2 separate regions of the Homo sapiens genome follow, and region 1 is linked to region 2. A link is a loop called in an ENCODE intact Hi-C map of the cell type or tissue named here. Cell type or tissue: CD14-positive monocyte. All regions are shown on one strand. Links, peaks and the distances in the headings refer to the core of each region. The heading gives the core; the rest is flanking DNA.

Region 1 (17,098 bases), core at 4,946-12,945, 760 kb after region 2:
GAGTCTGAGTTTCCTTTGTATACGTGACAATTTCTCGAGGAGGAAAGTCGACTTGCGTGATTTTAGCCATTCCAAGTTTAATAGGTCCTCGTCTAAATTAAGTAAATACAAACAACACAATTTTAACTACATCAAACCATGTTATTTTCAAAAATTAAGAATTAAACAGTCATTTGCACCCAACATTGTAATTTCAATCCATTTTATTCAAGAAATTTTAGATTAACAATAAATTGGCTTTATTTTAGCAAAAGAATGAGAAGGTAGCAAAAGCAAAAGATATTTCTGAATCATTCAGTGTTTTTATTTTCATTTTAAAAAGGCAAGTAATTTCATTTTTTTAGAACAAATGTGCGGGCAATAATGAAGTAAGAGAATAGGAACTTCAGAGTGGACCACTGAATAAGGTTGTCGTAAGAACTGGTTTCAGCTGGGATATGGTTCTTTCTGGACTTTTTTTTAAGAATCAGACTAGATATCACTCAGACCACATTTAGCTGATTGTGCCACTAGGAGAATTCAGCTTTACGACTGAAAAACAGGTTTCTGTTGAAAGCTTTTTTTCTACTTATATTTGGCAGAAATTGAGAATTACACTATCAATTTGGACTTTAAAATGAAATATTTAAAACTTTTAAATCTCTAATCTCTGCATGATCAATACTGTCCTTGATTCACATTATGGAGAAACTAAGGTCCAGATATTCTACACTTAGACTAAAGTGACAGATCTTTTGAATACCATAAATCTACTAAAGTCACTTCTGTTTAGAAATACAGGGTATACATTCTTTTTTGACAATGGAAGAGAGCTGTGGCTGAGGAAAATGAACCAAAAGAAAAATATATTTTATTAGCTATCTGGGAGATCTTTTATTGGTTTTATTAGATGTTTAAATCCTAAACCAAATAAAGTACGCTTCCAGACTCCCAAAAAAGTTCTCAGTGATGAAGCTGCCTTAAAAGGATATACAATAAAGACACTGCTGCAACTTTCAGAATATAAAGCAGGCTATCGCTGGTAATATAACTTTTTTCTTATATAAATATTCTTTTCAGTTCTATTTAGTAACTAAATCCAAGTCCTATACAATCTAATAAAGCATAACAAAGTACTATAAAGTATAATAAAATTAGTACATTTTAAAAATTAATGTTCCAAAATGTGGGCCATAACAATTTTTTAATGTCTTTTCTAGTTTAGAAATAAAAAAGAAAGGGAAAAAAAAAGTATAGTCAAAGAATTAAGTGGACAATTTAAGTAATCTGAAGTAATCTAGAAGTCTAAGAATAAAATTTGAAATAAGAAACTTTATATTCTGATTTTTAAGATGCAAATTATATAAAAAGTAAATCACTCACATAGCTGGAAAAAAATCGTCAAGCCAACAATATTAGGAATCAATTACCAACTTGAATGCATACAGAGTCTAACAGAAAAAACCATAATACTAAACAAACGAAATATTCCAAGATTTTATAGGAGGAGGTGGGTAGGGAAGTAATACCTCACTTATCCAAAAGCCACTTTTACTGAAAATAAGGAAGCAATGGGAGGCAGGAGGGGGAAGCCTCAGTGTGGCCACTACAGAGGGCTTCCAGTTCAAGTACAAGAAACTCATATATTTTTCTTACATGCCTCAAATCAAGGCTTATTTACCTTACTTTAGACACAATTCCAAAAGGTATATTCATATGTTTTTGAAGCTGTAAATTATCAGGGGAAAAGGGCTATCTGAGTCAGGCAAAATGGCAGCAGCAAACATTTATAATTTGCATTAGAATCTAGAATAAATAACTGAATGAATGAATGGATGGATAATCTTATCTCTATGTCAACAAAATTAAAAAACCATACATACAGCTTACAACACTAACTTCTAAAAGAACAAGTTTTAAAACTCTAAAAAAGAGACATACAGAAACTATAAAGCATTAGTTTTCTAACGTTTCACTAAGAAAATATGCCAAAAAAAAAAGCAAAAAACAAAACAAAAATAAAAGGAAGAAAGAAAAGAACCTATTTATTTAACCTAGGGGCTCAATGACAATTATATTAAGAATATTCATCCATACATTCTATGAATAATCTATTAATCCATTCATTCACTCATTTATTTATTCTAGATTCATGAATAGTTTTATTCTAGATTCATGAATAAATAGTAATGAATGAATGAACAGTGTAAGGACCAGCATCTCCATTATTCTCAAAATCTTAGAAATCATCAGTGAATTTTAATACAGAAAAATAAATTAATATTCATATCAAGTAACCCTGAAAAGGTTCAATTACATGTAGAATATTAGAAGAAGTCTGAGAAGTTTTTTAATACATCCTACAAAACTTGTATTAAAAACATAGAAATAATTTTAAACATTTGGACACTTAAATGGACTCAGGGTACATAGAACATCACACAGAATATTCTTTCACTAAAGATACTGGATAAATGAGGTGTCACAGTAAAATATAACTCTTGTCCTTACTACGTGATACAATATTATAAACTTAAGCAAAATAAAATTAGGACAGTTTCACAAAGAATCAAATTCATTATAAAACAGGGAAGGTAAAAAATCTATTCAATACCCCAAATCGGAATCTGAGTGAAGCTGAAGAACTGATGGATCTGTATCCCAATGCAGCGTCCTAAATGGTTGTAGGACAACCATGAAGCATTAGCAAAAAAGGCCATAAGTTAGTCAAGCAAATACATTCTATGAATAGCTAAAGCTAAAGTACTATTCACAATTAAAAAACACATGTTCTGGTTAGTATTAAAAAAAAAAAATCGAAAACAAAACAAGAAATCCACCAGGTCACTCAATCATCTAGTGCATGCAATAGGCTTCCTATGGTTAAAGATGCAAGCATACAACCCAGAATAGTTAAAAGACATTATTTGCAGATTATGGGAAACTAATATTGTATAATAATAGATCTGCTTTAGAACAACTAAAGTCAGACAACCCAAGTTAATTATTTATGGATAACAAGCTAGGCTATAAAATGGTTGAAATTTTAAGATTCCTAATGAAAACAAACACATTAAAACATCTTGGTTAACATATTCTAATCTTCCCCAAAGCATTACATGTGTGCAGGAAATTGTCATACTGGTAAAGGAAATGAGTCAACACATAAGCCTTTTGGTAATAAAACCAAAGACTATCCCACTGGGATACAAAATAGCTAAAGTTTCCAAAATGTGACCCTTCTGTAATTTATGGGTTAAGCACCGCCTTGGGCTTACGTATCATCTGCTTAAAGAAAACAACTAAAGATTTCTGTCTCTAGGAAAAAAATAGATTTTTCCCTGGAAAAATATTTTATGTTCAAATGTCAATCCTAAATATTGAGTTATAAGTTTTAGCATCGCCTGCTGGCTAAGTAACTTACAGAGGATCTTTTCCACTTAAGCCAAACTTAGTTACTAATAGAACAAAAGGTGCTTTATCATACTGGCATTTATATAGGTTAGCAATATATAAGATAATTATGTATGGTACTGTATAATGCTCATAGTCCCCACTAAATAAAGTTAAGCACAATACATTTAGTATTACCATTTTTGTCAAATATATTTTTCACTTATGTAAGACATTATAATTTATAACTAGTTTTAGTTGCTACAATGTTTTAATACAACAAATGGTTTCTCTACCTGCCTATATAATTTATCAAGAAAAATAGTAATGAATTAATCTAGAGAAATCCTTCATTTAAAAAATATAAAGAAAGATCTTGGAATTTAAACAAGGTTATGTGTATGCAATGTAAGAAGCAGCCACAGTGAAGATCTACTTTGTACTAAGCAATGAATAGCAACAAGCTTAGGCTTTGTTAAATCAAAAGTTCTATGAGATGGTCTCCAAGGAATGTTCTGTCATTTACATTATGTAAGAGCTCTGTTATCAATGACATAAAATTCCTTGTTGAGGATGTCATTTTAGTCTAAAATCAAGTAACACTGTACCTCAAAATACAGCCAGTACTGAAAATGCACTGGACATACCTGTACATTATTACATTTATTAGGGGCATCTTCAGGCACATAGAGTACAATTCCAAGTACAAAGCTTGAGAAGTAAACTGATCAAAAATGGAAAAATGGGCCAGGCACGGTGGCTCACACCGGTCATCCTGGCACTTTGGGAGGCCGAGGTGGGCAGATCACTTGAGGTCAGGAGTTCGAGACCAGCCTGGCCAACGCGATGAAACCCCATCTCTACTAAAAATCAAAAAGTAGCTGGAAACCATCATTCTCAGCAAACTATCACAAGGACAAAAAACCAAACACCGCATGTTCTCACTCACAGGTGGGAATTGAACAATGAGAACACTTGGACATAGGAAGGAGAACATCACATACCGGGGCCTGTCGTGGGGTGAGGGGAGGGGGGAGGGATAGCATTAGGAGACATACCTAATGTAAATGATGAGTTAATGAGTGCAGCACACCAACATGGCACAAGTATACATATGTAACAAACCTGCACATTGTGCACATGTACCCTAGAACTTAAAAGCATTAAAAAAAAAAAAAGTAGCTGGGTATGGTGACACACACCTGCAATCCCAGCTACTGGGGAGACTGAGGCAGGAGAGTTGCTTGAACCCAGGAGGCAGAGATTGAAGTGAGCCGAGATCACGCCATTGCACCCCAGCCCGGACAACAGAGCAAGACTCTGACTCAAAAAAGAAAAAAAAAAAAAAGGAAAAAAGGAACAAGAGGCCTGGATTACCCCACTGAATAATTGTTCCTAAATTTTTGAGATAACAAATGTAATGCAGCTTCCTAATCTGCAAAGTTAGAGAGAGATTATTTCTCACGACCTTTTATATTTATTCATAAATTACCACCAGTCCCAAAAGAAATTCTTGGCACTTAGAGTGATTCAAACATGTTTAGACAGCATATTTTATAATGTCTTATCTATTCCTACTCCCTGAGTGTATTAATCTTAGACCATCTTAGCCAACTGAAGTTGCACGTACAGGTGCATGCACACATCTCACATGTCTTCATGTATTTTCCTATTATATTTCTTCTAATTGTCTTTATTCTTACATTAACATCGTGTTTGCTCAATATGAGTTCATTAGGTTTCATTCTGAGACCTGGGCACTCTTTTTAAATGTCACATATTTAGAAATGCATTATTTCACTGCCAATATCACCATCACAATATTAATTACCTCTATGAAAGCTGGATATGATTTAGTAGAATTCATCATTTTCTATTACTCTGTGTGTGTGTGTGTGTGTGTGTGTGTGTGTGTGTGTGTGTGTATATATACATAAAAATGAATATACTCAGCCCTCTTGAAAATTAATGTTTCCAAGTGAGTCTGTGCTCTCAAAGGAGACAACGTACATATTAAGGTTAAAAAGATGTGGCTGGGTGCGGTGGCTCAAGCCTGCTACCCCAGCACTTTGGGAGGCTGAGGTGGGTGGATCACCTGAGGTCAGGAGTTCGAGACCAGCCTGGCCAACATGGTGAAACCCTGTCTTTACTAAAAATACAAAATTAGCTGGGCGCGGTTGTGCATGCTTGTAATCCCAGTTACTTGGGAGGCTGAGGCAGGAGAATCGCTTGAACGTGGGAGGTGGAGGTTGCAGTGAGCCAAGATCGTGCCACTGCACTCCAGCCTGGGCAACAAGAAGGAAATGCCATCTCAAAGAAAAAAAGAAAGATGTAAGGTCACCTCACTCAAAAAGAGGATTTTTCTCTCCGTTAAACTCACAAGAAACCAATTTTGTATTCATTATCTAACAAGAACAAATACTTTAAAAAATATTAACTATTTGTTTTTGTGTTTTACAATTTATCATTAAAAAAACTATGCTTCACACTAAACATAGCACACTACCCTTAGGGCTTTCCAATAAAGTCAACAGTATCTTTAAATTAATGATGTAATCACTACAATGTAAATTCTATGAAAGCAAGGACCATGAATGTTTTATCTTCTGTGGTAAACCATAGTATTTTAATAAAGTTGGTAACTTAATATTTGTTCTATACATGAATAAATATTTTTCTTACCATTATTACTCCCTGTATTAATTTACAATATTCTAAAAGGTCTCTAATAATCTCTGGGTTGTCCATAAAACTCATGGGGACATGTTTTAATTCACATTAATTTAAAAAACTTAAGTGTCAAAGTACTTTTGAAAGCAAACTTGCTGACACTGAATTAAAATAATCTACTATTCAAAATCAGGAACGATGAGTCATAATGTACACAGTATAGTATCTACATAAAAATAATGTATAATATCAAATAAAGACATTTAATAAATATAGTAATTTTTAATCTTGGGAAACATTTTTACTATGGTAATGTTGTAGAAGGGAAAAAAAAACGCTTTCACTTAAAAATGCCAGTTGATTATTAATTGTCTAAAGGAATAGTGGCTGGGTGCAGTGGCTCATGCCTATAATCCCAGCACGTTCGGAGGCCAAGGTGGGTGGATCACTTGAGTCTGGGAATTCGAGTCCAGCCTGGGCAATATGGCAAAACCCTGTCTCTATAAAAAATACAAAAATTAGCCAGGCATGATGGTGCGTGCCTGCAGTCCCAGCTACTCGGGAGGCTGATGTGGGAGGATCGTTTGAGCCCAGGAGGCAGAGGTTGCAGTGAGCCAAGATTGCGCCACTGCCCTCCAGTCTGGGTGACAGAGACCCTGTCTGCAAAAAAAATAAAAAATAAAGGAATAATGACATATTTGTATAAAAATATAGAAGCACAAAATATGAAAAAAAATTTTAACCCTATAAAAATGAATTTACACTAGACAAATTGTCTTTATTCTGTAATGCATACTATTTTATAAGGTAATAACATTATTTCTAAAAAGAAAATTTTGATTTTCCTTAAATGAAAGAGTTATGTCATTTTCCTCCAAAGATAGTATAGCTTAGATTTGTGATTTTGGTTCTATTTGGAAAGCACTTCTCAAATTCAAGCTGGCAAGCTTTATGTGCCTTTTAATTGTTAATGATAACCTGATTATTCAAGAGCTGATTGAAGTATTGAGTTTACAGATCATCCAGCCACCTTGCTTTTTTTTTCTTGCCCTGTCTTTTAGATATTTATTACTGGTTTGTAACTTCAACTAGAGGGACTCAGGCATAAAAAGCTTAAAACTTCTAACAGCTTATGTCTTATTAAAAGGTGTGTTAAGAGATTTTCTTGGTGAGGACATGCAACTTCCTGGCCCAAAATAAGCATTCTTAATCAGCTGTGGATTTTGACTACCTATGTTTAATTTCATTTCAGAAGTCAAAAAGTACATTTAATACTCACTATTTTGTGTGTGTGTGTGTGTGTGTGTGTGAGAGAGACAAAGAGGAATAAGTAGTAATACTTTTCCCAATATGATCTTTGAAAGAAAGCTGAAATCTTACTGAACTTTTGAAAAGCAAGTCCCAACATGTATGCAGGATCCTAAAACAAACACGAAATGTAATTTTACAAGGAAGATGCAAGTTCAGGAATGCTTGACAGTAAACATTCTCAATGTTGTCCTTAGCAGTTATTCCTTACTCTTGACATTTTATGCATTATTATTCTCTATCTTAATTAGCAGAACTAATGACTTAATAGAACAGAATTGAACTGTTTAACAGAATTGTTTACATTTTCAATTACTGAATGGGGAATCAAGCACAAGAGAGAGGTTTTACACTATTTACACCCAAAACATTCACGTAATAACCAACAAAAAGTTTAAACAGAAAAATCTAAAAGCATTAATATCTCTATTTTTAATATAAAATAATTAGCATAAAACCGGTTGACTATTTAGTACTAAGTTAATTAAATGTGACAGTTAAAATATTATTAAAAAAAAACAAAGAAACCTTTTTTTTCTCCCAGTGTCCAACAGAGAATTTCTATGCCATTTTAGATTTTAAAATGTTAGGACTAACTCGACACAACTATTTAGAGTCCCTTTAAAGTATCAACAGTATTTGGGCACTGAATGCATTCTATCATTAAAACATTAAAAGGAAAATTACTGTACCTAGATCCCACGGCGCCATCTCCAGAGTCTTGGCTTCCAGCTTCACTTGGAGTGCTCACAGATTTGGAGGATGGAGACATAGGAGGAGGGACTAAATAGTGAAATAGACAGGTATCCGCTGTTACTACACGGAGAGGTTGCTCAGCTTATGACGTTTCAAAAATAATTTAATGAAGTAATTAACAAAAAAGAAAAAAACAATGGCAAACCAAAAATCAAAAATATATGAATGAAAATGAACAGCAGAAAGAAAGGGGAAAAGACAAAAAGTTAACAATGCATGCTGAAGATTCATGCAATTTTTCTGGCAAAATGCATTTGAGCTTTATAATTTTTTTAAAAAGGCAAGATTATGGAAGGATGCATCTTCATCTCATCCATCACCAAATGTGGCCACTAATTTTCAAAGGAGAGCATTCCTTCTCCCCCTTGTAACTTTTCACTTTTAATATCACCAGATTATAAATATTATTTACAATTGCTGCCAAAATTCAACTCTGAAATATGTTTCATTAAGTTATTTAATCTCTAGTTTCTCAAGATTTATTTTAAAATATTAACTTTTGTCTAATAATTTTTTCTTTCAAAAAGTAATGTTTAAAATGATTTCACTGCCTCCCCCCCAAAAAAAGATATCAATTTAGAGAAATGACTGCAGCTAAAGGAATGGCTCCTTTAAAATGTTCATTAGTTTCCAGCAATTTGGGTGAAAAATGCAAACAGGCAATAAAACAGCATGCCTTCTAGACATTATGCATAACATAAAGTGATGCATGCAAATAAACAAGGCAAGACTTATGGGAACTTCCTTACCCCAGTATTCAGAAAAAACTGAAGTGTACAGACAAAGATACAGACACCCAAAATATTCTTAATCCCTTCTTATAGAAAAATACACATTTTTCATAGTATATAAAATAAACAGCAAGTGCTTTCCCCTAGATCCTCAACTTTTAACATTATATAACAACAGCTGAACGTGCACATTTCATGCTATGACATTTGTAAAACTTTTTGATTACCGTTGCAGGGAGTATAGGAGGATCATCACTGCCATCTTCTGGTTAAATTTTATCATAAATGTCCCCAATCCCAAGTATCTTTTCAAAATAATTTTTCAGTGTATGATATTAAGTGACTAATACAGTTTATGTTGAGCTGAAAGCCCTTCTTTTAACAGTCTACTGAAAAGAAGGCAAGTTCCTAGTTATATAGGAACTAAAGAAATAAGTATTTAATTAAAAGTCTGTGTTTTTTAGGATAGTCACATTCATTGAACCTTAAAATTATGTCTAAATGTTTATACACGCTGCAGTAAAAACAGTGGGCTTGGTAATCTATCAAAATGTATAATATATTATGATGGCTCACATCTTAAACATAAGTATAAAACTGATCATCCTTATTTTTTCAATGGTAAATTCTAATTGACACCAATAAGATTATAAGAAAAAAAAATCACAACTAGAATATTTCTTTCCTAAGATACAGTGGCTAACTGCTTAAATTTCAAAGGACTATAAAAACTTCATCAATGTTTCTAATATTGTGATTAAATGTGTCAGAAACAACTATAAGACCAGATAGCTTCCTATAGTTTACATGTAGGTGGCACTGTGCTAGGTGCTGTATGTATAATTCAAAGTACCTAAAAATGATTTTCATCTAAAGTAGAAGAATATTAATGTCCCTTAATTTATCTTAGGTTACATTTCTTCATTTTTTGTCCATCTTTCACTGTGAGGCTTCCCCTAGTCTAAGTCCCAACTGATATAGGACTAGAGTAATACTTAACAGTTGTTTGCCTACTGTGCTGTAAACACAAATAAATGTTTATTAAATTATAGTGAGGCACCACAATGTTTTCAAGATTTTTAAAGAAGAAATTTTGTATGCTTTAAATTACATACCTAATTTCATACTCAGAAAAACAATTTTTCCAAGTGTACATATCAGAGGTTGGAGGAAAATTAGTAAAATTCCCATCAATCTATTTGTGATGAACTACAGAATTCTTTTTCAGTTTAACATGCTTTTCCCCCTTTCTGATGATTTCAAGTATCAATGACTCCACTGAACAAGTTCAACAGTATTTTACTTGGTTAAAGACTACATTTTTAAAAAATGTTAATCAAAATTCTTTACAGAAACAGGCTAAATACTAATTACACAGATAAACAGATACATTAACAGCCAGTTCTGAAATAAAAGTTTCAGAAATAAAAAATAAAAGGGTGATGCTACCATATTATCACAGTTTCTTAGCCAAAGCCAAAATAAATCACAGTGACTTCACATTTGTAATTATATAAATATCTCCATCCCAGAACTATCTTCTTTCTCCCAAATATAGGTTCAAGCCAAATGATGGAAAAGACTCTATAAAGGACTCTTAGCTATTATCTGAGCCACAGCTACATTTTGCAATAATAAATAATGTATACCACAGAAGGGACAATCCTAGAAAAAAATTACTATCATTACAAAAGGAGGAATATTAATTTTTAAAAAGGGGAATGATAGTGTTATTTGGTAACTGCTACATTTTAATCCAATTAATCTAGAAAAATCAAAGAATACTAGAATTATGCAAGAAGGCAAATACCACTATATTCCCAGACTTCAATAAACCCCTGAGAACAAATGAATGCATGCATTCAGGAGGCCAAAACAAAACAGAAACACTAATCAACTCACAGGTTCTCAAATGTAAGAAAAGACTCACTTCTGGAATTCATTTTTAAAGACAGTTTGTAAGTCTAATCAGCCTTGAAAATAACATAAACCATTACTAATTAATTTTTGCCAAGTATCTGAGATATGATCTGCTTAGTAAGAACAGTGATTCAATCAGATTACCTTTACTCCACAGTTCTGCACATAAACAGCCTAAAACAGGTTTTAAATGGTATAAAGTAAAGGAATTAATATAAACATAGGTGAATATGTTAATGAATTTCAGCTTCTTAGAAGTTTAGAGCACAGATACCTATTCTCTTCTTTGACAACTGTCACAGAAGAAAAAAAAAAAGAAAAAAAAAAAAAGCTAAACCATGGCAGTCACTGATCATGTAGGTAATGTGAGAAAGACTGTACTTCTTTAACTATCCAGGACAAAAAGGCAATCAAGAAAGCCTTTCCTACCAGCTTAGACCTTGTCCTTCCAAGGATATAAAATTAACACTGCTGGCTTCTGGCCTGTGAAGAAACAACTAGAATATTTTTAGACCACAAAGGACCTGGGAATGCACCTAGATTTAGAATTAGCATTAAGTCTGGGTCAACCACTCAGAACTACACAGAAGTCTCAAGGGCAAAGGATGGCACATAGCTGAATTATTTTTCAAGTAGAAGAAAGCCTCTGGCAAGAAGGGGTTTTTATCAGGAAGAAAGACCTGGAAAAGGTAGAAAGCTAAGGAAGGTGAATGTAGGGAATGGGAGTGTTGGTAGAAGACTGTGAAATGGAAGGAGTGAGCTTTTGGGATGCGTGGAACCCAAAGTTGTGAAGTCTCTTCTAAGGTCATCAATGATACTCAGTACTCAAACACAGTCCACGTTACAATAATGCCCCCTTCTGGACACAAGTGTTCTTAGCCCGGAATATTAAAATTTAAATAACTACCTATTTTTCATACCTTACTTTTTTTTGACCTTCTGAAAGATGTTACTTTAAACCTTAACTCTCTGAAATATTAATTTCTTCCTTCCCCTTGCTCTTTCTCTTCATAATGAGGTTTAAATATCCTCTACTAATCTCTCGTAAGAGTTTCATTTCCTTTATTCTCCTTGTCAATGTGATTTAGAGCATTACATTAAAAAAAAGAAATTAATAAGTGAAAATAACATTTTAGCTCGGGTGTGATGTGTCATGCCTATAATCTCAGCACTTTGGGGGACTGAGGCAAAAGGATTCCTTGATCCTAGAAATTTGAGACAAGCCTGGCCAGCATAACAAGACTCTGTCTCTACAAAAAATCAGCTGGGCATGGTGGCGCATGGCTGTAGTCCCAGCTACTCAGGAGGCTGAGGCGGGAGGATTGTTTGAGCCCAGGAGGTCAAGGCTGCAGTGAGCCATGGTTGCACCACTGTATTCCAGCCTGGGTAACAGAGTGAGGCCCTGTCTCAAAAAATAATTAAATTAAACAATACGATTTAGTTGTTGTCCTAAAGCAGAATGGCTTTAATTCGCCCTTACCAGGCGGTAAGACATGACCTAGTAATAATGGAACAAAAATTTAGGTGTCTAGCCTGTGATGGCACCAGAGGTAAAAATGTAAGTAATATATTCTCCTTGCTCTCAAGAATCTCTAACAAAAAGTCATCAAGTTGCCAAATAATTAAGAATCTACCAGTAGGCAGGGACAGTGACTCATGCCTGTAATCCCAGCATCTTGGAAGGTCAAGGCAGGAGGATCGCTTAAAGCCAGGAGTTTGATACCAGCCTGCACACTCAGCCTGTAGAGATGGGTGAGTCCCCATTTCTACAAAAACAAAAAAATTAGATGGCTATGGTAGTGTGAACCTGTAGTCCAAGCTACTTGGGAGGCTGAGGTGAAAGTACTGCTTGAGCCTGGAGGTAGAAGCTGCAGTTTGTGCCACTGTACTCCAACCTGAACAACAGAGTGAGACTGTTTAAAAAAAAAAAAACTACCAGCAAAGAAAAGTTATGAGAGGTTTGATTAGCTGTATCTCTTTTTTCTTTAAACCAATTGTTTTTAGTAGGAAAAAAAAATCCACTTTAGGAAAACAATAGATTGATTTTTTAAAATAAACCCAGTGTTTTTATACTTCTATGCTTTAAAAATATTTAATAAGGAGTACATTCTATATTGAAAAGAAAAACAAGTATCCATCCTAAGTCATGATACAAAATAGATTTTTTACTGTGGTTTACTGTCAAAAAAGGTTTGAAAGCCATGGCCTTCATCCGTATCCTGTATTTTTCAGGCCAAATTACAAATAAATACTGGACTTGTAGGCATATGTTTTAAGGATTATGAAATGCACTTAGCCTAATTTTCTAACGGTAATGAGATCTTCAGAAAGCCTTTAACCCTTCACAGGTTCCATTATAATGGTAAATCTGCCAACAAGAAAGGGAAACATCATTTAGAAATAAGAACCTCAAAGAAAGGAAAAGATGTAGATCTAACTTGGAAACTTAAATTCTTAAATCTAAATACAGTGTTAACCTTTTCTGGGAAGGAACAGCCAACCCTTTGTTCATAGCTATTTGGAGAAACTGGTAATTCAACTGTTAATCAGCTCATGCTGCTTTGATAAACACAATCTCACATGCCTACACATTATTGAAAATTTCAAATAGATATCATAAGCTAAATAAATTAAAGCAATGACATTTGGCTTGTTTTTCAAAGCATATTTATTTACTGCTCCCTACAATGTTCTATCTTGACCAGAATTGAGTCTCCACTCTTAATTACTGACAGCTAAAAACTCTGAAGTCAAATAGTTCACAACAGATAAGCTAATATTTAATCAAGAGGAAGATACTATTCCGCCCCACTCAGAAAAACCTTTGTTGAAAATTATGCCAGATAGTATACTCTGTAAAAAATTTTTTATTAATAATCTATTTATAAAATGACTGGAGATAAAATATGCTACCTTCCCCACTGTCTTATAACTAATCCAAATACTCAACAAAGTTTAAATCATATATAAAATGTTCTTCAAAACCTTTCTATAGCCAATCATGTTCACTAGGGACATTTTTATTTTAAAAAGTAGCTACTTAACTAAATTATCTCTCCATGGCTTAATTTAGTAATAACATTAAACTAACAGTATGAAGTTTAATGGTATCTTTCTTCCTTCTCCCTTTCTCTCTTGTATCTACACTCATAAACAAACAAAAAAAAAGTTGGCATAAAGAAAAACAGCAAGGGGCTGGGCACAGTGGCTCACACCTATAATCCCAGCACTTTGGGAGGACCAGGTGGGTGGATCACTTGAGGTCAGGAGTTCGAGACTAGCCCGGCCAACATGGTGAAACCCCGTCTCTACCAAAAATACAAAAATTAGCTGGGCTTGTTGGCAGATGTCTGTAATCCCAGCTACTCAGGTGGCTGAGGCAGGGGAATTGCTTGAACCTGGGAGGTGGAGATCGTGCCACTGCACTCCAGCCCGGGAGAGAGAGCAAGACTCCGTCTCCAAAAAAAAGAAAAATAGCAGGGGAATGATCTCTTTTAAAGTTTATAGTCTAAACATGCCCATTCAAGATGAATATAAAAATACAATACTAATACTACAATATTTACCCCAGCAAAAAGCTTGTTTTTGAGTTCAAATCCATTAAGATAAAATCAGTTTGTTATTGGCTACAAATGGTTTATCAAGACATATTTTTTATTTTAACCAACTTTTCTCAGAGTCAACTCTCAAAAATCAGAGTCACCTAAGACAGGCTATAAAACTAGGATAATTGGCCAGGCACAGTGGCTCACACCTGTAATCCCAGCACTTTGGGAGGCTGAGTAGGGTGGATCACGAGGTCAGGAGATTGAGACCATCCTGGCTAACACGGTGAAACCCCATCTCCACTAAAAATACAAAAAATTAGCCGGGCGTGGTGGCGGGCGCCTGTAGTCCCAGCTACTTTGGATGCTGAGGCAGGAGAATGGCGGGAACCCAGGGGGTGAAGCTTGCAGTGAGCCAAGATCACGCCACTGTACTCCAGCCTGGGCGACACAGCAAGACTCTGTCTCAAAAAAACAAAAAACAAAAAACAAAAAAACTAGGGTAATTGAAAGCTGGTTATAGTTACGATTAAACAAGCCAGTCTTTAGTCTCTACAGTAGTTTGGTTTAGTGACCCATCTAAGACACTATCCTGCTTAAAACTCTATTAAAATGCCTTTCATCACTTATAAGGCTACGATTTTTTTAAATGTTGAAATCTCTCAGAAAATCCCTCAAAAATTTGTGACTTTGATTTATGGGTAAATTCTCTGTGAATGTGGGCTGGACTTAGTGTTTCTCTTCCAATGGACAGAATGTGGCAGAGGTGATGCTTTGTGACTTCCAAATCTAAGTCATAAAAAGGACAGTTTTCTTCTGACTCTCTTTTTCTCTTCGATTGCTCACTCTGGGAGAACCCAGCTAACATGCTACCAGGATACTCAAGTAGATCCGTGGAGTGGCCCACGAGGATGGGAACTCAGCTGTCCCACTAGCAACCAACACCAACTTGCCAGCCATGTGAACGAACCACCATGAAAGCAAGTCCTCGAGCCTCAGTCAAGACTTCAGATCACTAAAGCTCTAACTGAAATCTTGACTTTGACCCAATGAGAGAAGTTGAGCCAGAACCACCTAGCTAAGCTGCTACCAAATTCTTGACCAGCAGAAACTATAAGAGATAATAAATGTTTATTGTTTTGGGGAGAAAAAAACAGACATAAGAAGAAATAGAAAATCTGAAGAGACTATAACCATTAAAAAAACTTGAGCAGTTAGGGAGGCCAAGGCGGGAGGATCACTTGAGGCCAGGAGCTTGAAACCAGCCTGGGTAACATAGCGAGACCCCATCTATACAAAAAAAAATTTTTTAAACTAGCCAGGCATAGTGATACCTGCCTGTAGTCCCAGCTACTTAGGAGGCTGAGGCAGGAGGACTTGAGCCCAGGAGACTGAAGCTACAGTGAGCTGAGATCACACCACTGCACTCCAGTCTCGGCCACAGACTGAGACCCTGTCTCTAAACTGCACCCCCGCCCGCCGCCACACACACACACACACACACACACACACACACACACACACACTCCAAATGATGAATAACCCCTGCTCTCTACTCTCTGTAGAAAAAAGTCATAATCAAGGCAGTTTTAAAATGGAAATCTAATGAGCTTTTAAGAAACAGGCATCTTTTATAAATTATTCTACAAAATAGCAAAAGCAAAAACTGACCAATTTATTTTAAAACCATAACCATGATGACCAATGAACATGGATAGTATAAGAAAATCAAAGGCAAATTTCATTCATTAGTACATATACAAAAAACCCTCAATAAAATATTAGCTAATCTTTTCCTTTTCTTTTTTTTTGAGACGGAGTCTCACCCTGTTGCCCAGGCTGGAGTGCAATGGCGCGATCTCGGCTCACTGCAACCTCTGCCTCCCGAGTTCAAGCGATTCTCCTGCCTCACCCTCCAGAGTAGCTGGGATTACAGGTGCCTGCCACCATGCCCAGCTAATTTTTGTATTTTTAGTAGAGACGGGGTTTCACCATTTTGGCCAGGCTGGTCTCGAACTCCTGACCTTATGATCTGCCTGCCTCGGCCTCCCAAAGTGCTGGGATTACAGGCGTGAGCCATCATGCCCAGCCTAGCTAATCTATTTTTAAAATACATGCAGGCCAGGAGTGGTGGCTCACACCAGTAATCCTAACACTATGGGAGGCTGAGGTGGGTGGATTGCTTGAGCTCAGGAGTTCAAGACCAGCCTAGGCAACACGGCGAGACCCTGTTTCTTTTCTTTTCTTTTGAGACAGAGTCTCGCTCTGTCACTCAGGCTGGAGTGCAGTGGCGCCATCTCGGCTCACTGCAAGCTCCACCTCCCGGGTTGACTCCATTCTCCTGTCTCAGCCTCCCAAGTAGCTAGGACCACAGGCGCCCACCACCACACTCGGCTAATTTTTTGTATTTTTAGTAGAGATGGGGTTTCACCATGTTAGCCAGGATGGTCTCGATCTCCTGACCTCGTGATCCGCCCGCCTCAGCCTCCCAAAGTGCTGGGATTACAGGTGTGAGCCACCGTGCCTGGCCTGTGAGACCCTGTTTCTACTAAAAATTTAAAAATTAGCTGGGTGTGGTGGCAGCACATGCCTGTAGTCCCAGCTACCCGGGTGGTTGAAGTGGGAGAATTGCTTAAGCCTGGGAGGCGGAGGTTGCAGGGAGCCAAAATCGCACCACTGCATTCCAAAATGGGTGACAAAGTGAAACCCTGTCTCAAAAAATAAAAAAAAGAGATAAAATACATGCAAAAACTCATCTGCCATGCCTAGAGGTGACTATGAGTAATTAAAGCAAAA
Region 2 (14,573 bases), core at 1-8,000:
GATGCAATTAAAAGAAGTCCTCTCTACAAGAATAAATGTTTGTCCCCACTCTCCTCCCTCATGGAAACAGTACAGGCAAGCTGCCGGAGTGAACGCTGAGTGAGGGAAAGGAACGCACCATCGTTATCAAACTCGATCCGCGTGCATGGCCCCCGGGCGGTGATGTCGCAGCTGTACAGCCCTCCCGTTCTGTTGGCTCTCTGCAGTGGAAGCGCTTCTGCCCGCGGGGCCCCCACGAGCAACCTGTTGATGAAACAGAGACAATTTGGAGATTTGAATTTAATATACGTTTAACAGTTAAATCAGTCAGAACTAGGAGATAGTGGGATTATTCTTTGTCTAGGAGTCCACTAATTCTTCAACAGCTTAGGCAGTGAGTGAGAACAAATGTAGAGTCCTATGGCTGGTTCATGCAAAACGCACAAACACAACTAAACAGGGGAAGCCAAAGAGGGGATACCAAAACGAGGAAAATAGGCCTGTCTCTCATAGTATCAGCATTTCTTGCTGGGTATGATCTGGTGTTTAAAAGACACCCTCTTCAAAGAATACAACCTCTAAGCCCCTATGATGCCAGGGATATCATATGAAACTCAAGAGAAGAAACCAAATACTTGTGACAATGGAAGGAAAAAATGGCCACACTAAATGTAATAAGCAATAATATGTCAGTTTCTAACACTGTGCCTTCCTGAGGTAGTTTTCAAGGGTAATTCTGACTATATCTTAGATTTTCAGTTTATATACTAATTGAGAGAACCTAATGGTAAGTAAGATACAACTCGACTGAATTATTCACTTGCAGCCTTGGCCTCTTTCCAATTCTTTTTTTTTTTTCCCTCCAGTTTTATTAGGGTAGAATGGACAAATAAAAAGCAGATATATTTGAGGTGTACAAGTTGATGTTTGTTCTTCCAAGTCAGTTCTTACTTCCTTGCACTTTTGTCACATTACAAGAGTTCGTCCTCTCTCATCCTATCAGTCTCCCACAAAGGATTCAGGGACAACTGGTGTAGCTCCACTTATGTACTAGGCACTGTAATATTCCTTCTTCTCCCCAGCCGAGTGTTTTTATCTCCTATAAGGAGGCCCCCAGTCCAAATCCACAGTCCTTAAAATTTCACCATCTCACAGCTTGACAGGCTCTTTAGAGATCCAATGACCTTGTTGCTAGGTCTCTTTTGCTAACACCTTTACTCACCATCAGGTTTACAATCTTTGAGGCCTGGCTGACTCATGGAACAACTAGGACAAGAAACAAAGACAAAGAACACACACCTGACTGGACAGAGATAAACCAAGAGCTGAGAGTTTTGGAAACAAGGCTGGAGCTGAGGAAAAGGACTGGGAACACGAACCTGTACAAACAACAAATTCTTACAACAGAAAACAAGCCACTCCTGGCCATCAAGAAACCCACAAATCTCAGAAGCAAAAGCAAAACAAATGAAAATACAAACCAAATAGTCTCTATTACCTTCATGCCTGTTGGGTCCCAATAAAGGAATCATTCCAATAAAGGATTCAACATATTTTTTTTAAACCAATATCATGCAGCAGGTGCCACCGGAGGCAAGTGTACCTGGAAAGCAGGGAGGGGGGCCAGATGATGCCCAGACAGAGAAGGAGGGGTGGCTCATGGATAACACATAGCCCCAGCACTGTCCTTCCTCCCAGATCCCTGGACAGTCACAGTCAGCCCCCACCTCCAAACCCACCCTACATTTGAAGGAACAAAACAGCACACACCAAGGTACAGAACTGACACACAGACTTTTAAATTAGGAACTGGAGCAGTGTCCTTGGTGCCTGAACCTTCTTGACAGAGGACAGAGGCAAGGCCGGGGCCACAAGGGTCCCCACAGGTCTGCTCCACTCCTATTCCAGTGATGTCCCCGATCCCAGGAATGCCAACAAACAAGTACCTGGGAGGTGAACTGCCTAGACTATAAGGTGAATGTGTTAAATTACTGTACTTGGCAGATGTCAGAGGTGGAGTCATGTGGAGGGTGCTGGAAGGGATAAGTGGGGTGCCAGGATCAGAGGCCCAGAACCCCAGGACTTTCACACTGGAAGCCCCTGAGAGAGACCAGTCCTCCAGTTTTACAGATAAAGAAACAGAGGCCTTGAGGAGCTTAATTACTCATCCCCCAAGATCTCACAGCTAGTGGGTGGCCATGACAAAAATTATCTTGGTGCAATGTTGTCTCCATTTCTTTACAAAGCTGCTTAGGAAGTAAAACCCAGGATTTCAAGTTTACAACCTAGTTGAAAGGGCAAAACTTACACAAATAAAACATCACAACCAAAACTGTTCTGTATGCTGATAAAAGTTAAGATAATAGAGCCAAGTAGAGGGGAAGGAAGAAAAGCATTATTGCAGTTGGGTGGAGTGAAGGCTGGGTAAGAGATTTCCTGTAAAGGTAACCACCAGCAAAGAGAAGCCTAGAAAAAGCAGCACAGGAGTCCCATTGTCTTAACTGTGTGTCTTCCTAACCACTTCCTCTTCTCACCCACACCCAAGGTGGCTACTAAGTTACCTAAGGCAGGCACAGGGCTTATTTCCTGTTTATCCCATTCCCACATTCGTTCACCTATTCACTCAACAAACGCTGATTAAGAGCCTCCTAGGATGAATAAGGAATTGCCCCCACTCCTCAATCTCTGGCCTGGGGAAGCCTGATCCGTGAACAGGTCATGAGGTCATGAAACCACAGGGAGCTAGAGGCAATGAGAGGATGGTACAGAGTGCTGTGGGCACCAGCACCTGCTGGAGAGGAAGGGAGGATGTCACTAAGAGATGACAGCGGGACTGGAGGTGGCCAGGTAAGGAACACAGCATATGCAAAGGCTGCAAGGGAAGGAGCCAGAGAAAAGGGAGAAGAGGGACACAATGGGTGACAAGAAGGGGTCGAGGATCAGCAGCCTGGTCAGCAGCGCTAAAGGACGAAGGGTCAGAGACCCTCTGAACCCCAGGCTTCTGTAGCCTGCTGTGTCCTGCAGGGTACAGCTGCTTTTGGGTGTCCTGTGGTTTAAAAAGCTGTGGAGGTTGTCCCATTTACATGCCCAGTCCCTCAGAGTGGGTTGGCTTCCCTCAGCCTCTATCTGCCACTTGTTCTCCACTCTCTGTAACTAATACGTGTGGGACAAAGAATAGGCATTTAACTCGAATTTGTTGGCTGGTTACAGGGGCTGTGGTGACAAAATTTCACAAATGCCCACACCAAGCTCTTGCAGAAGAGGTCCTCGTGTCTTACATGCGGCGGCTACTGCAGATGACAGCAGACCACATGGCAGGATGGGGGCAGCAGGCTGGTTTGGGGAAAAAGGACAACAGATTCGAAAAGAGACCTGCAAACGACAAGAGAAATGTACCCACAGAGAATAACGTTAGCTGTTGCACCGCCTCTGGGCGAGCTCAGCCTGCACATGGTCCTGGCACTGTCCTTCCTCCACCTCAGGTGGTCCCACAGGGGATGGAGGAAGCAGGAGTGTTCCACCGCCCCTTGCAAATCCCCTGGGCAGCCGTGGGAGGAAGAGCTGACACCCAGCAGCAGAGGGCGCCCCTGCTCCAGTTGCGCCCGGTCTCCTGGGACCCACCGCGATAAGGTGGCAGAACCCATCACCGAAAGGTAAGGTAAAGCTACACCTTGATGAGAGAACACAGTAACCCCAACCACATTCAGCAACTGGAGGCGCCTTCATCCTCAAGGTAAAGCTGCCCTCCCTGGTTTGGGAAACAAGCAAAGGCTCTTAATTCGCCTGGAACCAGCCTTAAAGGCAGGAGATCACAGCCCATTAGCTGAGGCTGTGCCTAGCAGGAACAATAAATAAGGTAAATAGAGCTGTGTCCAAACAATGACAGCAGAGAACAACCTATCTACTTCCTAATCTAGGTCATTTAGGGTCTGGGTGCTGGTCTAAGCTGTTCAGGACATGGTTGGCTCCTGAGCTAGCAGAGTGGGTACAGGTCCAGGAGGGACAGTCTACACCTAGGAGGACCCTCAGCCCACACAAAATCCAATTTATGCTCAAATTCCAGCTTTCTTCCCTTTCCCTCCAAGGCCCTTAAATGCCAAAAACTGGGCCCAGGCCACCCAGATGGTTCAGTGTGAAAAGCAGGTACTCTCTGGGCACTACCAGGATGCTCACAGCAACTCCTAGGACCAGGGCAGCTGCAGCACTCATTACTGACCATCCCAGTACGTTTGAAGGAGGAAAGAGCTATGTGACAACTCGACCTTCAGAGCCACAGGGACCAAGGGATATGAGTTAGGGCCTTTGTAGGGAGGTGATAGAAATTAACAGAGCAGAGCCTGAGAGGTCTATTCCCATATGCGGTCAAGGCAAGAAAAACTAAACAAAGGGCAAGAATCTGGGTGTGAACTAAGATCATTTCAAAACCGGCCAGTGGACAATGACCTCCACTGAATTTTAAAGCTGCACCGAAATAAAAACTGCCTTGGGATTTCAGCATATCAGAAACCCACACTTAAAAGGCAAAACTCAAAACCACAAAATCATCTTTAACGATAAGAAATAAACACTGAGATACTAAAATGGAATGTAAAAATCTAACGATATAAGTATAACAGTAACTGGGAATATGATATAAATTCAGGTCTTTGGAGTCTAATCAGAGCTCTGGGCACAGAGACTCAGGACTCACTATCATGCTATGAACACAAGGTTATTTCAAAATTCTTCAAGTAAGCCACATCCGTTTCATATATTCAAGTTCTCCCCCAAAGAGAGCTGGTATACTTTTGCATAAATACTTCAAATCAAAAGTTCTAAACACTGGGACACTTTTAAAACTCCAAGAACAATGGCAGCTTTGCTTCACTGTCTTTGGCAATAATTCATTTCCTCAAGGATTAAAGATTCTGCCCCTAGCTATGCAAGCTGGTCAGAGGAAACATGAAATATTGCACCATTAGAACAAGAACACTATTATTGCTTAATTTAAAACACAGCCTGCTTAGTTTGTCCAAATTAAGACCTAAAAAGTTAGAAAGTAGCATTATGTGGCAATTGTGTCACCTTTACATTTAACCCATTTTCAAACTCAGAATTTAATTTTTGCTAAAGTAATAAGTACAAATGATAGGAAATCAAAAAATAAAAGACTTAACGGTAGAAAGCAACAGATTCCAAACTCATCCCAAGCCCCACACTCCGGACAAACCTCTTACTTTTCATTCTGGATTTACTTCTCCATAATTCTGGATTATTATATATGTATTGATTTATCAGCTTTAGGCAATAACTGTTGGCCCCATAATATGAAAAGGAAAGAACAAACTGCCACCTCCCATCCTATGTTTAATAACTAGATTTAGTTCCTCTATTTGCTACTCTGAGTTTTAAAGATTTAAACCTCTATTTTCCCTTCAACTTTTGACAGAAATCTTGATTCCCTAGTTAGTGAGACAAAGCTATGAGCATTTGGATTCTTCCTTCCAAACTTTCCTCTTAGTTTCTCCATGTCTTGCTATCTACCAGCTACACCTTTACACTTACAGGACCTATTACCACTTACATTTTGACTTTTAACCACAATTCAGTCATCTATTCTTTTACATAGCCAAATAAGTATTACTCAGTGCTGAACCAAACTGTATTCTGATTTTCCTTTTTCTGTCTGGGAGCAGTATCAGAAGCCCTCAGCCTCAAAAGAAACTGTTCCTAGCATTAAGGTCAAACAGACTTGCTATTCTTACATTCTATCAATTGCTTTGTGTACTTCACATTTGGACCATGACTCTTGCTTTCCTTGGCTTTTCTCATTGCCTTTCTTTTTTCTTCTATTGTTCACCTTTATCCAAGCCTCAATCTTCTCTAAGCTCCCAAGCCATACCCGCGTTAAATCAGGATCTCATCTTGGCTCACACTCCCTTCTCAGAGCCCCTGGACCTTTCTGCAGCAATGTAGACCTGATGTTCTGCCGGGCCTGCTACACAGGATCATGCTGGAACAGCCCTTCATGGCTATCCTGGGGTAACTGGATTTGATCTGGGATCTGATGTTCCCCCTTGTTTGAATTACTTTCTTAAATACTGTCCTAATAGCATATGACAGGTAAACTGAGTGTGACTCTGCATATACAAAAATGTCTTTATGCTGCTCTCACTCTTGATAGTTTGGGTGTAAAACTCCAGGTTGAAAAACATTTTCTTCAGAACCTTGATGGCACTGCTGTAATTAATTCTAGTATCCAGTGTTGCCAGTGGAAATTCTGGTGTTAGTCTGACTCTCAAAAGGGTAACTTCTTTTTTTTGAGACAGTCTCTCTCTGTTGCCCAGGCTGGAGTGCAGTGGCATGATCTCTACCTACTGCAACCTTTGCCTCCCGGGTTCAAGTGCTTCTCATGCCTCAGCCACCCAAGTAGCTGGGATTACAGGCATGTGCCATCACGCCTGGCTACTTTTTGTACTTTTATTAGAGATGGGGTTTTGCCATGTTGACCAGGCTGGTCTTGAACTCCTGGCCTCAAGGGATCCGCCTACCTTGAGGCCCCAGCTACCTCAGTCTCCCAAAGTGCGTGAACCACCGTGCTCCACCACGTTCTCTACTTTACCCAAGGCATTCTCAACAGCATGATGGTGAGCCTATGTGGGACCTCTTTCACTCCACAGACTTAGGACATGAATTTCCTGGAAACTCTTTTTATTGTGTGTGGATCGTTTCATTTGTATGTTTTCTGTCCTCTTTCTGAAACCTCTGTTAACTAGTCAGGTGGTGAACCTCCTGGGTTAATCTACCCTTTCTCTCATTTTCCCTCCTTCTCTGTGGTTCTGAGATTTTTCAACTGTATTTTCTGGTATTTATACTGACATTTTTAATTTCAGTAGTCACATTTGCAGTCTTCAAGAGCTCTTTGTTCTGACTGTGCCTTTTACATAACAGATCCTAATCTTATTCTGTGGGTTTAACATGTTCCCAAAATTCTAAGCATTTTGCCTAGAAGTTTTCCTACAGTTCTTTGTGTTCCTGGATTATCTGTTTCTTGTAGTTTTTCTGTTGGTTTGCTTCGGCCATTGCCTTTTATGCTGCTAGCTCTCATCACATGCCTGATAATCCCTGTTCTCTTTTGTTCTGATGTTGTATAAAAAGGTCCATTTCTGGCTCGCTCTCACCCTGAGCAGGAATTCTGAAAGGGAGTCCTGGGTGGGGCTGCTGACTCCAGGGATTCGCTTTAGGCTGAGTGGGTAGCCAGCTAGTTATCAGACTGCAAACCACTCTTCAAATGCCAGAATGAGGACAGCTTAATTCTTGGGGTCCCAGCATTCACACTAGAAGCCCTAGTTTTAGGCATTTTTTTTATTTCTAGTGTCATGACTTGGCCTAATCTACTTCTATAAAGACTTCATTCTTGGCCGGGTGCGGTGGCTCACACCTGTAATCCCAGCTATCTGGGAGGCTGAGACATAAGAATTGCCTGCACCCCGGAGATGGAGGTTTCAGGAGCCGAGATTGTACTACTGCACTCCAGCCTGAGTGATAGAGAAAGATGGTCTCAAAAAAAAAAAAAAGAATTCATTATTTTTGTGCATTGTAATCAATTTAAGCTCTGTAAAACGTGTACATGTCAACATTCCCCTATCTGCCTGTCCCCAGAAAGTGCTATGGGTTTGGTATTTTCCCCACAGCCAGGGTGTTAAGTGCCAGCAGCCCCTACTCCAGACAGAGGTAGGGAACGATGGAATCACCTGGTCTCTGTGGACCCCTGTGTGGTCCTTCACTTCCAGACCCACTCCTCTCTCCTAGTCCCTGCTTTACCTGATCACTCTTGGTTGGGGGGCGGGGAGGGGCACATGATGAACTCTAGACTTGGCTCCTTCCCCTGCTAAGGTCATAAGCCCAGATCCCATCTGCTTTCTGCTTCTTCATAATCTCTAAACTATTAGGGAGCCTTGAGGAGCCAGGAAGCAAAACCATATACCTAGTTTGCCATCTGGAACCACAAGTCAAAATACAATCATTTCTTGCATCAGATTTTCATCCCAGCCTAGCTTCCCCCCCAGTTTGAAGGGGGATGCCTTTCCCCAGCTGTTACCACAACGTCTCTCTTATCATGACTACCACTCCTCACATACTATGTATGCCTAAATAAATGAATATAACGGGGAAAAACATTCCAAACTTTTTTTTGGCTAACATATATATTTAAGCTTTATGAACGCAGATGAAAGTCAACTGACATTTGATCGTTTAAATTTATACAAACATTTAAAATCACACATACTAAACATTCATTTAAAAATAATTTTATTTGTATTTCATCAAGCAATTTTAATCAAACTCTGTATGTTTCTTTGATATTACTTCATCAGAGAGCAATGCCTAACCCAGTTTTCTAGAACATTTCCAGGATGTTTTAAAGTTTGTAACATCCAGTACTTGCAATTACGATGCTAAATCCTGAGGAATGAGTATTGAATGTGAACTAAATTTCTTTGCTTCTTTTTTTTTTTTTTTTTTTTGGAGACAGAATCTCGCTCTGTCACCCAGGCTGAAGTGCAGTGTTGTGATCTCGGCTCACTTCAACCTCCACCTCCCAAGGTTCAATCGATTCTCCTGCTTCAGCCTCCTCAGTAGCTCGCACTACAGGTGCCCGCCACCAAGCCTGGCTAATTTTTGTATTTTTAGTAGAAATGGGGTTTCACCATGTTGGCCAGGCTGGTCTTGAACTCCTGACCTCAAGTGATCTCCCCAACTCAACCTCCCAAAGTGTTAGGATTATAGGTGTGAGCCACCACAGTGACCTGCCTCCTTCTTTAAATTATTTATTTTTATTTAAAACCAAAGTTAACCTCTATCAGCATTCACAACTAAAATGGATTGAGGTCCTTTTAGATTAGCCAAGGTGTTTAGAACAGATGACTGTGTCATTCCAAAATAAAGTAGTCAGAAGGGCAGCTCTCATAAGAGAACAATTTTGTAATGTTCAAATACAAGGAGAATAATTTTGGGGTAAAAATAAATATTGCTTTGTATTTGGATTATAAAGAAAACACCTATTCTAGACCCCTACATCAGAGAGCTGTCTATGCTATGGGCACAGACATATGCTAGCAAGGGCACCTGGGACAATCCCTCTCTTCCTGGGGGTGCTGAGGCCCTTCCACACACAGGCTATGTTGTACTTAGCCATTTTGGGTCATCAGACCATCCAATGGAATGGTTAACGCTTCTAGCCTTAGCTAGGCTGGCCATATGTCCAGGTTTCCCCAGGACAGTCCTGGATCATACCTGTTGTCTAAAGATTGAACATTCACTCCACTCCCTTTCATTAAACGTGTCCTAGTTTGGAAGATGAATGATATGGTCACCCCAGGCTCGGATAGAAAGCTGGCAAAGAAACCTGACTGATGCAGCAGCTTGAATTCAACAGCACCACGCTTCAAATCTCAACAGTGCAGCTGCATCTGGCCCTGGTATGGTTTCACAGGCACAGGTGAGTTATTTTGGTCTGGGAAGCCATATGGCCAGTCTCCACGTGATCAGGATACCTGAGGGTAAGCTCATCTGGTCAAAGCTCACTGGCCTTGTAAGAGTCCCTCTCCTTTCCCGCAGCTTGACCCTCCAGGTATCCACTGACAGAAGTACTGTCTCTCCTCTGGCTGCAGGGGGAAGTGCCTGCTCTCTAAGGGCCAGTGATTAACAGGGAATGTCCACACCCTCTACCACTTCCTGGCTGCCCTCAGCAAACCTGGTGGCCTGCCTCGACTGCTTAGTCTTTACTCTCCTCTCTTTAGTTAAGGGTCCCCCCACTTCCCTGCCTTCCCCACCTGGTGAAGAAAAGCAGAGGAGGCGTTAAAGCTTGTTTGTGCGTTTATCCAAACCCTGTGCCTCTGCCTCTGTAAACTCTTCTCCCTTTAAACAAGAAGTCAATCTACCAGACTAACACCTCATATCAGGCTTTCTAGCCTATATGCATGTTGGTGTGTGTGTACTTTAAGTTATAAAAAAAACTATTTTCCTTATTTTGGTGACTGATTTGGAGATCTAAAAAGACATCTGAGAACTCTGTACTCACAACAGGTTCTATCCAGCAGTAATGAGCTAGGCTTCAGCAACTATTATTGTATTCAGTTTGTCCCATTTTATCAGTCCCAAAGAATCACTTCAGAATAACCTGGAAGGAAACTATTTCAGTATATATATGTTTTCCTACAAGTAGTTAAGATAAGGAAGGGACTTCTTTTTCAGGGAAAAGTCACTGCTGTTCACAACTATTTAGCAGCAGCTGCAGTCAGGGTTGGTGTCTGGATGTGAAATTCACACTCTTGCTGGCCCTTCTCCATGGGGCAGGGCTGAGAGGCATCTAGAATGAAACTTGGTGAGGGCACACATCTTACCATTTTCACCCAGCAGTTATCCCAAGCTTTGAGAGCAAGGTCTGGCACGTGGCAGGCCCTCAGTAAGTATTTACTGAGCAATATTTACCTGGAGGCATTATTAGTAAGAGCCACTCTCCACTGCTCTGTGAGCAGCAAAGCAGGCACCAGAGGTCGTCACTGCCAAGTGACTTGGTGGTAACACCCACCTATGCAATGAGACGTTGAGTTGGGTAGGCAGGATGTTTTCTATTGCTGCTTTAACAAATGGCCGCAAACTTAGTGGCTTAAAACACAGTTATTATAATAGCCTTCATCTTATCTTACTATCTCACAGTTCCTTAGGGCCACAGGCCAACCCAGGTCTCACTTGGCTGCATTCCTTCCTAAAGGTTGTAGGGGAGGATCTGTTTCCTTGCCCTTTCCAGCTTTTTTTTAACTTTTATTTTTGGTTTGGGGGTACACATGCAGGTTTGTTATGCAGCACAACTCGTGTCACCGGGGTTTGCTGTACAGATTATTTCGTCACTCAGGTACTAAGCCTAGTGCCCAACAGGAAAACTTTCCCTGACTCATGGTTCCTTCTTTCATCTGTAAAGCCAGCGGGCGAGCATCTTCAAGTCTCCCTCTTCCACATTACAAGAACCACTGGGCCCATTTGGATAATCCAGGATACTTCCCTGATTTTAACATCAGTTGATAAGCAACGTTGATTCCTTCTGCAACCTAATGCCCCTTTGCCATTTAACCTAATGTAGCAGCAGGTCTGGAGGGTCAGGACATAGGCTTCTTTGTGAATAGCATCCTGCCATCCACAGCAGGAAATCCAAACAGCCTCTTATTCACATTCAGTTGTGCTCAGACACCAAGAACTCAGATCCTAACAATGGCTTAGGTAAAAGTATTTCAGGTTAGGTATTTCCAAAGGGCACATTCTGGGTTAACCCTCTCCATCACTCTCTACTCTTTGAACTGCAGTGGGCTTCTTTCACACCCCTCCAACCACCACCACTCTCCTGGCTCAGGACCTTTGCACAGTTTCTTCTTCTCTCCTTCAGGCATCCTCCTACTCACCCCTTCATGTCTCTGCTTAAAAACCTTCCCCGAGGCAGGTGGATCACGAGGTCAGGAGATTGAGACCATCCTGGCCAACATAGTGAAACCCCATCTCTACTAAAAATACAAAAATCAGGTGGGCACGGTGGCACGCACCTGTAGTCCTAGCTACTCGGGAGGCTGAGGCAGGAGAATCACTTGAACTCAGGAGGCAGAGGTTGCAGTGAGCCGAGATGGCACCACCGCACTCCAGCCTGGGCAAGAGTGAGACTCCATCTCAAAAAAAAAAAACAAAACAAAACAAAAAAAAAACTTCCCACTTTCCAGGCTAGTTCAGGTCCCATCTCTTATAATTATCATTTGCCTTTCCTGCACAGCAATGGCCACAGTTAGTGATTATACGACTGTGTGTGAGACCATTTGCTCACTGTCCTTCTCCCTCCCCAGAAGGTCAGCTCCATGGGGGCAGGGGCCACACCTGTCCTTGTCACTGTTGCATCACCTAGCATCCAGCTCAGTGCCTAGCACTTACAGGACATCCAATGGTTATTTGTAATGAACAAGCCAGGTAATTTACACAATTAAAAGACAAACTCCAGTATTAATAATTCCAACACAGCAGACTTAAAACTTTGAGAAACCTTAAACCATTTCTAAAGTAAATCCTCTAAAGGTGGAAGAAAGTAGGGAATATCCCTGTCAATGCCCCTGCCCAGGAAAGTATCTTGGATTATCCAGATGGGCCCCATGCAATCATCCTTCAGCCCAATACCAGTAAGCCACATGCTCCTTCGAAGGCTCTAGTTCTTAAAAACAAACACAAAAAACCTTTGTATTCCATGTATACTGTGATTTTCTTTCTGAGACAGGGTTTTGCTCTGTTGCCCAGGCTGGAGGGCAGTGCGTAATCATGGCTCACTGCAACCACCTCCTGGGCTCAAGCAATCCTCCCACCTCAGCCCAAGTAGCTGGGACTACAGGTGTGTGTCACCACACCTGGCTAATATTTTGTATTTTTAGTAGAGACGGGGTTCTACAGTGTTGCTCAGGCTGGTCTCGAACTCCTGAGCTTAAGCGATCCTCCTGCCTCGGCCTCCGGAAGTGCTGGGATTACAGGTATGAGCCACTGCGCCCAGCCCTGTACTGTGATTTAAAAAAAAAAAAATTGTGTAACAGTTAGATTATAATTAACATAGCATTGTTTTAAACAAAAAGTTTTGTCTGCAAATCTCTGAGTAAAAGTGATGTAGAAATGCCAGCTGCCAGGTTGAGAACACGACCTTTCACTCTCCACTCTTTCATTCAGCAAACATTTCCTGAGCTCCTTGCTAAGTGACTGCTCTGCCCTATGCTGTGACGGGGCCCACCTCCCTGCCTTAACTAGACTTATTAAAGGAGGCAGTGATTCTAATTTCCAGCAATTCCTACTGAGTAATCCATTTATAAGAGCTGCAAAGGAAAGAGGGCTCTCAAAATCAAATGCTTACTAACAGCTTAGCCTTACAGCAGTTTACTCCAAATACCCACACCACATTTGAGAAACCAAAGCTAGGGCTGAGGAGTTTCAAAAGGCAACTCCAGTTAATGCAGATGCCCTTATCTGTAACTTACCCGGTTACAAACGCCAAAATGAGTCCATTAATATGGGTTTTGAGAGAACACTTAGGAAACTTCAACTTGGCAGACGAAGCTTGAACTTTGTTTCTAATTTTATACTTGCAGAACTAACAGCACTAGCAATTTTGAATGTTGGTAACTGGTTTTTGGATTCCCCACATGGCTACTTATAGATGAGAAAATGCAGGAGAATCACCCTATTCCTATTGATGGGGTCACCACCTGGAGCTGGTCCACCAGGCTCTTTGTTCGCACTCCCACACTGTGCAAATGCTGCCCATTCTCCAAAAAGCACGTGCCCAGCCCCCAATCCCCTCTATATCTCAGCTGAAGCATCACCTCCATTAATGAAGCCTAGTCCTTTCCTGCCTCGTGTGTTGCTTTGTTGCTGCTCACACCTTTAGACAAGACTTGCTGCCACTGACTCCCACCAGTCCCTGTTCCCTGGAAGAAATCAAGGAAGCCCACCTTGATCTCATTTGAGCTCCTAATTTTACAGAAATAGGGACAAAGGTTCAAAGGGAGCCTCACAGGTCGCATGGTCAACTACGCAACCTGCATTTAAGGCCTCTGGTAGTCAAAGCAATGAACCACCTATAAAGAACTGGAAGGTTGAGGGAAGCCGGAGAAAGAAAACGGACTACATTCCACCTCTTTCTAAATCAAATTCCAAAACCATATTTCATTACAACATCTACAAGAAATCCCTAAAATGTCAAGTTCCTTCACAATCTTAATAGGTAAAATTACCAAAGTAAAAATGAAGGGAGGAAAAGACGATAGAGAAGATAATATAAATATCTTTAAGTACCATGTGATTTCAAAAAGAACAGGTTTTTGAATCATAAAAGTAGATACTAGAACAGTACACCACCACTCCCCTCTGTCCCTCGGATTATTAGGAGTTTGCAGGAGCTCGCAGCAGACAGTGAAAGTGGCCACCTTCAGGCAAAACACAAACATAAGGGTCGATCACGACAGCAAGGTAGATGGATGTACAAGTCAGTCGATACTTGCCAGTTTCTCCTCAAGTTTGCTGGTTGCTCCTCTCTTCCACCAGCTCTTAGACCTTTTCCTCATCTCTAGCTGCGCTCTCATCCTGTGGCTGGAAACACCATCCATTCACTGATAACTCTCAAAACACCTCTTTTCAGCCCCAGCCTCTCTCCTAACTCCATACTCAGATATTCAATTGCCTAGTAAACATTTCCACTTAACATCTCATATTTAACACATTCAAAATAGAACTCAGCTTCTCCCCCAGCCAGGCTTGCCATAAGCATTCCCTTTTTTTTTTTTTTTTAAGATAGTCTCGCTCTGTTGCCCAGGCTGAAGTGCAGTGGTGCGATCTTGGCTCACTGCAACCTCTGCCTCCTGGGATCAAGTGATTCTCCTGCCTCAGCCTCCCGAGTAGCTGGGATTACAGGTGCCCACCACCACACCAGGCTAATTTTTGTATTTTTAGTAGAGACAGGGTTTCACCATGTTGGCCAGTCTTGTCTTGAACTCCTGACCTCAACTGATCTACCGGCCTTGGCCTCCCAAAGTGCTGGGATT

Evidence for each region. Hi-C counts contacts between places; a loop is a spot of excess contacts. Peaks named below come from ENCODE experiments on the same cell type or tissue, not always from the same donor. Only the 100,000 strongest peaks of a DNase experiment are listed, where the experiment ranks them.
Region 1: a loop joins it to region 2, with 4 times the contacts of the local background. A loop is called at or near these places in 33 of 110 quality-filtered maps.

The regions. Positions count from the first base shown.
Region 1 is chr2:171,698,322-171,715,419 of GRCh38, reverse strand. It overlaps DYNC1I2 (dynein cytoplasmic 1 intermediate chain 2), which reads right to left. Exons shown (of 18, transcript NM_001378.3): 4 at 8,856-8,873; 5 at 8,043-8,133; 6 at 2,594-2,653; 7 at 1-92. Among named protein-coding and RNA genes, the nearest start is that of DYNC1I2, 19 kb to the right of the region's middle. In CD14-positive monocyte, for the core only: CTCF peaks have their summits at 8,930 and 9,129 (motif pointing left); no DNase peak of the experiment used is centred there.
Region 2 is chr2:172,451,209-172,465,781 of GRCh38, reverse strand. It overlaps ITGA6 (integrin subunit alpha 6), which reads right to left. Exons shown (of 26, transcript NM_000210.4): 2 at 119-243. ITGA6-AS1 (ITGA6 and PDK1 antisense RNA 1) reads left to right here. Exons shown (of 2, transcript NR_157573.1): 2 at 1,208-1,520. PDK1-AS1 (PDK1 and ITGA6 antisense RNA 1) reads left to right here. Exons shown (of 4, transcript NR_199657.1): 4 at 1,208-1,516. Among named protein-coding and RNA genes, the nearest start is that of ITGA6-AS1, 7.5 kb to the left of the region's middle. RefSeq lists enhancers at 11,646-12,375, 12,247-12,416. In CD14-positive monocyte, for the core only: CTCF peaks have their summits at 3,358 and 3,561 (motif pointing right); a DNase peak (open chromatin) is centred at 3,551; H3K4me3 peaks cover 427 bases.